Regions from separate parts of the Homo sapiens genome. Here region 2 is linked to region 1. A link is a loop called in an ENCODE intact Hi-C map of the cell type or tissue named here. Cell type or tissue: GM12878. All regions are shown on one strand.

What was found. Hi-C counts contacts between places; a loop is a spot of excess contacts. Peaks named below come from ENCODE experiments on the same cell type or tissue, not always from the same donor. Only the 100,000 strongest peaks of a DNase experiment are listed, where the experiment ranks them.
Region 2: it touches region 1 in a loop (2.6-fold over the local background); 2 of 110 quality-filtered maps call a loop at or near these places.

The regions. Positions count from the first base shown.
Region 1 is chr16:86,283,318-86,287,317 of GRCh38, forward strand. It overlaps LINC01081 (long intergenic non-protein coding RNA 1081), which reads right to left and starts at 2,930. Exons shown (of 6, transcript NR_104139.1): 1 at 2,737-2,930. LINC02135 (long intergenic non-protein coding RNA 2135) reads left to right here and starts at 3,114. Exons shown (of 3, transcript NR_038438.1): 1 at 3,114-3,232. RefSeq lists an enhancer at 1,834-2,519. In GM12878, no CTCF peak of the experiment used is centred here; no DNase peak of the experiment used is centred here; H3K27me3 peaks cover 504 bases.
Region 2 is chr16:86,071,054-86,075,053 of GRCh38, forward strand. No RefSeq gene overlaps it. Among named protein-coding and RNA genes, the nearest start is that of LINC01082, 120 kb to the right of the region's middle. RefSeq lists an enhancer at 3,323-4,000. In GM12878, a CTCF peak has its summit at 1,949 (motif pointing right); no DNase peak of the experiment used is centred here.

The DNA of each region.
Region 1 (4,000 bases):
ACTAGCAGCTATAAACATGTGTCATCTAGAACATCCAACCCAGTCAACATCTGACCACAGTCAAATGAGACACCCCTAGTGAGAACCACCGAGCCGAGATCTTCCTGGATTTCTAATCCACAAAACCATGAGCAACATCATATAGTTCTAGCCACTAAGTTTTTGGGTAATTTTCCCATAACAATAACAACTAGAACAGAAGGAATCCTCCATAACACTCAGTATGTTATTGATGAAAATGTTTTATGCTCTCTGAGGACATTCCATTACCCTAGGCTCACAGTAATTACACTGAATCTTCAAGAAAACTGAATTCTCACTTCTGTCTTTTCCCAAGCAAAGACTTGGGAAAAGTCATCTGCATTTCAAGGGAAATATTTTTTATTTATTTATTTTTTTATCTTGAGACAGAGTCTTGCTCTGTCTTCAGGCTGGAGTGCAGTGGCGTGATCTCGGCTCACTGCAACCTCCGCCTCCCAGGTTCAAGCGATTCTTCTGCCTCAGCCTCCTGAGTAGCTGGGATTACAGGTGTGCACCACCACGCCCAACTAATTTTTGTATTTTTAATAGAGACGGGGTTTCACCATGTTGGCCAGGATGGTCTCGATCTCTTGACCTCGAGATCCACCCACCTTGGTCTCCCAAAGTGCTGGGATTACAGGGTGAGGCACTGCCCCAGGCCAAGGGAAATACCTTTGACAGCATTTGTTTCTTCTGAATGTTCACGGAACCTCTGGTGAGCTCTACACAATGTTGAGCAGTGCCAACCTCAGCCCCGATTGCACCCAAAGCCAGGGAGGTCCCAAGGAGACTTCCACGTGCCAGATTCCCAGCCCCACTGCTGGCAGCGGCCATGACCTCGAAGGTCACAGAGACTGAAGTGCCATATGCAGGCATGCAGGCCAGGAGGAGCTCAGAGTCTGTGTCCCTATCAGCTACATAATGCTGATTTCACTGACTTTAAATGTTCTTGTGTTGGGTTTTTCCCAAGGAGCTAATTAACACACATCAACTAATTTGGCATCCTAGGGTCTCCAGGTACTATTTACAAACTGCTATTTAACTCTCTTAACAAAGGAGAGCAAGATACGAAACAGTTCTTGTAAGAGGAGAAGGCGGAATCCTCTTCTGTCTCCTCTCCCCATCTTTAAATGGCCCCATTTTAAAATTTTTAACTCTTCCCATTAAAAAATTTTTTTAAATCTCCCCATTTAAAAATATCTGGGTAAGAGGCTGTGGAGGAAATTAAAGAGTAGGAGCCAGAGGTCCCAGGTGCAGAAACTCTGGGGTATGGCGAGACCCCTGAGGCAGGCATGACTAGCTTTGAGATCTGGGTACCAGATGCCCATCTGCTACCCTGTCTCATGAAAGTTGGCCAACTAGAACTCAGCTGGTCATGGGGGAGGCAGGGTAAGATGCCAAGAGGAGAACCTGGACATCTGCTGGAAGCACCGGCATAGACTCTTAAAGAGCCAGCGCAAGAAATGTCCTCCAGGTGGAGCCTCAGTTTCCCCCTCTGTGAAACAGGGAGACTAAGAGTACTTCATAGGATTGTCATGACAATTTAATGAGATAAAAATGCAAAGTTGCCAGCACAGTTCTTGGCATTTCGGAGGAATCTGATAAATGTCATACCGCTGCTGTTTTAGTGTTAGGGTGGTGATCCATAGCGGACACCTCCGGCTTTCGGACCATTCCATTCAACTCACAACCTTGGAAGGAGGCAAGCTCCAGGCCATCGGCTCCCTGTTCAACCTCTTTGGGCCTCAGTTCCCCCATCGGTGAGATGGAGGTTCTCTGCTGCTGCATTATGGGGGTGGGGGTGGTGTGGGAAGGGTGCCAGGGATTGGGCACAGGAAAGCACCCCCAGCCCAACTGCTGAGCTGCCAGAAACCTGGAGAGTATATGAGGTGCCACTTTAGGGCATTCCCTGTTTCGTTTCAGGGTTCCTGTATGGAACCTGAGACCACCAAAGGCACGCTGTGGTGCCGAGACCCAGTGCCTGCCTCTCTCAGTAGCACTGTTCCAAAGCCATCAGCTCTTTCCTCCCCTTCCCATCCCCCACCTCTGGACTTAGTTCATGAATCTCCCTCCCCTATTCCCTTCTCCTCTATTGGGCCCACCCAGCTCCACATAGTTTTAGCTCCTGGTACCCTCCAGCACATTCTACAGAGACCCCAGGTCTGTGCTCCACACTCCTGCCTTTCATCTGGGTTCCCAGAAGCTGCAGGGACAACAGAGACCACCTTGTGCCCCACCCACCTTCCTGGGTGGACACCCAGATGCTAGGCTCTGAGACCCCTTCCTATGGAAGCACAAAGTCCCCCCTCCGGGCTGGGCCGCCCACCACTGTGCTGTCCACACCTTCCGGAGGGAGGCAGGTACCTGTGGGTAGAGCTGGGGAGCCCCAGCGCACCATTTCAGGACTTGGAGAAAATAAAATAACCTGGTCGCACCTCAGTTTGCATATCAGTGAAGTGCGATGATAAATAGTACCTTCCTCCCAAGGTCAATTGTGAGGATTAAAACAGAATATTCACAAAAGTCCGTAGCTCTCTAGACTATAAGCGCCTGCTTCATTCGTAGCAGGTGCTGTGACTATTATCATGATTATTTCACCCTAAAACACTTTGAATAGGACAGCGGAAAGACCCTTGACCCCTCCGGGGACAATCCAAGAGCCCCTTGGCTAAAACAGAGCCATGAAGCCCCACTAGGCTGGGCTTTGAGACTAACCTCACCACCACCCTCAACCTGGTGACCCAGCACAGGTTCGCTGTCTCGCTGTGTAGCCCCGGGTGTAATCCATGTCTGGAGATAGAACACTGGAGCTCAGTGGGGCCTGAGCTTTCTGGAGTGAGGGTCACCGCAGGGCATGCACTGGAAATCCAGATCCCTGGGCCGCTCCCTGGGAAGTTCTGATCTAATATGTCCAGGCTCCTTCTGGGATCTGTTTATTAAGCATCAGGATGATTCATATGACTCCGCCGTTGGAACACTGGAGCCTGCGCGGGTGTCAACGCTTGTTCACTTGTTACAGGTGAGGTCACCCCTTTGTCACGCACCTCGGGCCCTGCGCCCTGGTGGTCCAGGGCTGGTGCGGGGGCTTAGGTGCAGCCTCTCCCACGTGCACCTGCGAGGCCTACCCTTTCTCCCGTCTCAGGGCCTTGATGCCCGTGCCTGTGAAGCTGGCATCAGCGAAGACCTCAGACGGGAAGGGATGAGTGAGCAGGTGTGCCCCCAGGGACCCCACGCGCCCCCCGCCCCTTCGCGCACCGAGGTCGTCCTGCGTCTCCGGGATCCCAGGCCAGCGGGAGGAGGGGCCGCAGGGGCGCTGCGGGCAAGGGGAGCCCAGTGCGCAGGGCTCCAGAAACCCCGACCCTCGCAGGGGAGAGCCAGCCGAACCAGACGTGTGGGGGCAGCAGCCGCCGCGGCGGTCTGGGACGCGGGTGTCGCCTTCCACGGGACTTGGGTCCAGGGACCCAAGACGGGGATCTGGGAGGAGGGGGATGCCCTTGGGGCCTGAGACCCGGGCGGTTTCCGAAGCGAAGTAGTTACCCAGAACCGCTCCCTACCTTCTCCCCGCCTCCCTGTCTTTCTGCCCCTCTGTCCCCTGCAGCTGCTCGGCCCTCCCTCCTCTGAAACCCACCGCCCGCCCAAGGCTCACTCCTTCCTGCTGTTCCCGCCCGCGAAGCTGTTGCAGGGACGGTGCGCCCTTGGGCTGCACTCACCACCGCCCCTCGCCCGCGACGTCCTGGCCCCCTAACCCCAGCTTTCCCGCCGCCGCTCACTCCCGCGCTCCGCTGCAGCTCAGCCCGGTCTGCAACTCTCCCTCTGTTTTCTGCCCCGCTCCTCAGTTCTGCGCTCTCCTCTTCTCCAGGCTTCCCTCTCCTCCTCCTTCTGCCTCTCCCCTGTCCCCGTTCCATTCTCCTGCGCCCCTCGCCAGCGCGCTCGCAGCCCATCGGCTCCTGCCGGGGCCCCTCTGGTGCCAGCCGCCTTC
Region 2 (4,000 bases), 210 kb before region 1:
AAGTGCTTAGTACTTCAGTACCTGGCCAAAGCACAGTGCCCGGTCAAGGTTAGTGCTTGTTTCTCAAAAGCACCCAGCCATGTGAGGCACAGCACCTGTGACAGGTGGCGAGGCGAGCCTTGCTGTAGGTCGCCCTAGATACCTGGTCAGGGGTAAGGTGGGTGCTGCTCCCCTTTTTTGCAGCCTGGGCCATTTGTTCAGAACCCAGAGGTGGGGCCAGGTCTGAGTCAGTCTTCTCTCTTTCCTCTGGGCCATAACAGGAGGGGGCAGCTCTGGAGAGCAATGGCAGCCAGGCAAGTGGGGAAACGGCTGATGCCCAGAAGGCAGATCTTCCTGCTTTGTGAAAGCAGGAGCTGAGAGAATTCCTTGTCCTTCAGCACAGAGCCACCAACCTCGGACACCTTCCCCCATGGTCCCCGCTGGGAGCAGCTGCCCATTTGGTGTAGAGTCAAATCACTGCTCAGGGGCCTTGACCAGTTCATTAGCCTCATCTGTGAAATGGGAGGAGAGAGAGTTCTCACTGTGGGGGCTGCTGCGTGGGTGCGGTCATGCATGCGAGTGTCCTGTGGCCCTTGTAACAAATGACCCTAAACTTGGTGCTTAAAACAGCAAGAATTTATTATTTCACAGGCCTGGAGGCCGGACGTCTGAAAACCAGGTGTCTGCTGGGTGGTGCTTGCTCCGAAGGCCCTGGGGGCGGCTCCTTCCTCCCTCTTCCAGCTCCAGGTGCCTGATGGCTTCCTCAGTGCTCCTTAGCTGGTGACAGCACTGCCCAGCCTCTGCTTCCGCCGTTACCTCGCCTTCTCTGTGTGTGTATGTGTTTCTCTATGGACTTCCTGTAAGGACACCAGTCTCAGATTTAGGGCCCAGCCTCCTCCACTATGACCTCCTCTTAACTAATTACATCCGCAGTCGTGGCCCTAGCTCCCCAAAAGGCTGCATTCTGATGTTCCAGATGGACACACATTTGGAGGGACACCATTCAACCCAGCACAAAGGGCTGCTCGGCTGGTCAGGGCTCCCCAGTCAGACCTGCTGTCGCCACTGCTATGATTAAAGCTGGGGAAGCTGGACTTCACTAGATGATCTCCCAGGTCCTCCTGGTTCCCGGAAGCTCTGGGATTCCTGTTTGTATTCTTGCCCCACCCTAGCCTCCCACTGTGGTCCCATCCTCAAGGAGTCCCTCAATTCACAAAAGCCAGAGCATCACCCGGAGATGGAGTGATTCTCTCCAATATTTACTGGGACCTAACTCTGATTTAAATGTCCACGGGGGCTGTTGAGATGGCCCCTGACCATCTCTCTCCCCGCTTCCCCTCTGTCCCTCTGTCCCAGACATGTTGGCCCTCTCTTACACTCCTTTCAACCAGTCAAAAACACCCCATCCTCCAAGCGTTTGCACCGGCTGTTTCCTCTGCCAGGAGCACTCTTCCCCCAGACCGCCAGGTGACTCCCGCTCTCCCTGCATTCAGATCTTGGCTCAGAGTTGCCTGCCTGCCCCCCTGCCCCCACCACACAGCATCAGCCATCACCCCGACCACTCCGTACCTGCCTCAGAGATTTATTTTTCGCAGCATTTACAACCACCTGGCTTTTTTGTTAATTGCTTTGTTAATTTGCTGATCGTCTGTGGCCCCAACTAGAACAGGCAGCCTCCACGGGGCGGGGTTTACTCCGTCCAGGCCACAGCTGCATACCCCGTGCCTAGAACAGGGCTCAGCAGACAGCAGTGGCCCAATAAAGGCGCGATTATAGTTTAAAAGCAGTTCTGGGTTCTGGGTAGCTGTTAGTTTTTCAGAAAATACAAATCCAGCTGCTATAAAAAGCACAAATCCTATCACGCTGGATCTGAACTGGATCTGAAATAATATTGGGGATCGCCAAGGGGCTCAGATATTTCTTTAAGTCGCCCGTGAGCAAGAACCATCAACTTGGCCACATCCTCGTTTGTCCAGCAGAGGGCAGCTGATTCCCAGCCGCTTGGAATTGCTCTGCCCAGAAGGGCTCACTTTTTTTTTCCTCTTTGAAATTCTGAAATTGATGGGAGATTCAAAAAAAAAAAAAAAAAAAAAAAATCCCACAGTCCGTGTGAGTGGGGGAAAAAATCACTTGATTTGATGCACAGGCAATTGGGCAATTGTTTCCTTCTAGGTTTCAAAAAACCTTCTCTCTTTCCAGAATTTTGAAGGACTTGCGGGGGGCGTGGGTTAGATTTTTGATGAGCTCAGGAATGGACCTCGGTTTCTACAGGTGTTTGAAGGTCTGATGGATCAGGTGCAGCCCAGCAATGCCTGCAGGTGTCATGGTCACGGAATCTGTGGGAGCAGACCTGCCCTGGAGACACCTGCAGTGAGCCTGGGAGTCACCCCGCTTGCGGAGGGCGGGGAAGGGGGGCACGCAGGAAGCCTGTGCTGTGGGTCTGGTCTGGTCCTAATTAGCTGTGAGACCTTGGGCAAATCACTTAACCTCTCTGGTCCGTTTACTCTTCCGTTAAATGGGATGCCATATTAACTCCTCTTGAAGTTCCTTTTAGCACAAAAGTCCAGAGTCAAAGGAGAGGGGAAGGCTCCTAGCCTGGGTGCCTCGGGCAGTACAAGCCTCTGAAAGCTTAATTATGTCGGATATCGTGGACCTAGGCGGATCTGCAGTTCACCTTTATCTCTGGGTGTGGAGCGGAACTGAGGCTGATTCTTGGCGCTACCACTAACTGGACATGTGATCTGAGGTCAGTTTGTGTCTCTGAGCCTCAGTTTACCCAGCTACAGGCTGAGGACATAGTCCACCTTTGCAGAGGTGTGAGTTTTCAATGTGATAACAGACAAGGGTGGACTCTCTCCTCTCACTCGAGAGCCCCCCTCCCACCCTGGCTGCCCCTGCTTGCCCAGGACTGTCCAGGGTTCCCTGACATGCGGCCCCACAGGTCTGGGTGTGGTCCTAGGGGCTGATGTCTCTCCTCTTCCCCACTTATCAGAATGCCCCCAGCCTGGCCTCTTCCACCTGAGTCCTGTTCTCTGCCTTAATCCAGTGAGTTCATTTCTCCTCTGACAGCCCCTTGAAAAGGTCAGTGGGGTTCCAGGGAGAGAGTTTGGGGAATTATCTCGGCGTCCACCCTGTGTCTGTAGGTCCCTCCTGGGGTACAGTGGATCTGCTAGTGCTTATGTGAGTGAGTGAGTGTGTATGAGTGTATGAGTGTGCAAGTGTGTGTAGGTGTGTATAAGTGTGTGCAAGGATGAGTGTGTATAAGTGTGCAAGCATGTGCGAGTGTGTGTATATGAGTATGCAAGTGTGAGCGAGTGTGTGTGCGAGTGAGTCTGCGAGTGTGTGAGTGAGTGTGAGTGGGATGAGGGGCAGACAGTGGAGAAAAACACAAATCTTTTCTTTTACTGGAGTGAAATTAACATAACATACAATTAACCATTTAAAGCGTGCAACCCAGTCAACACTCTTTTATCAAAGAGAATTTACAATAGCAGGAAAGCACTGAGAGGCCACCATCGGCCAGGCCCCTGCCAGAAGCTTCGCCACACAGTGTCATTTCGTCCTTACTACCTGACTCCAGGAGGAAGGGCGTCAGTGGGTGAGGAATCTAATGCTCAGAGAGGCTGAGCAACTTTCCCAAGAACACCCATCCAGGACGTGGCGGAGCAAGAATCAAGCCTGGGGTGCTGGAGGTGACTGGGGACACCTGCCTGGCTATGGTTCTGACCCGACTCAGGGGACTTGGGAAGGGTGGTGGGCAGGCATGGGCGGGGACGGTGGGCAGGGCAGCAGTAGCCCCAGTGAAGTCACTTGACCTCCTCATCCCTTCATTTCCTGCTCTGCCAGAGAGGAAATGTTTATACAGCGGCCCCACACAGACGCTCCACAGGCCTGGGGTTGCAGTCATTAGCTGAACAATGAGGGCCCGGCCTGTCCCTGGCCCCAGAGATGGCCTGGGGTCAGGCAGCCGGGCCTGGCTCCTCCTCCACGAATTTGCCTTGTGATCCCACCCTGGGCCTGT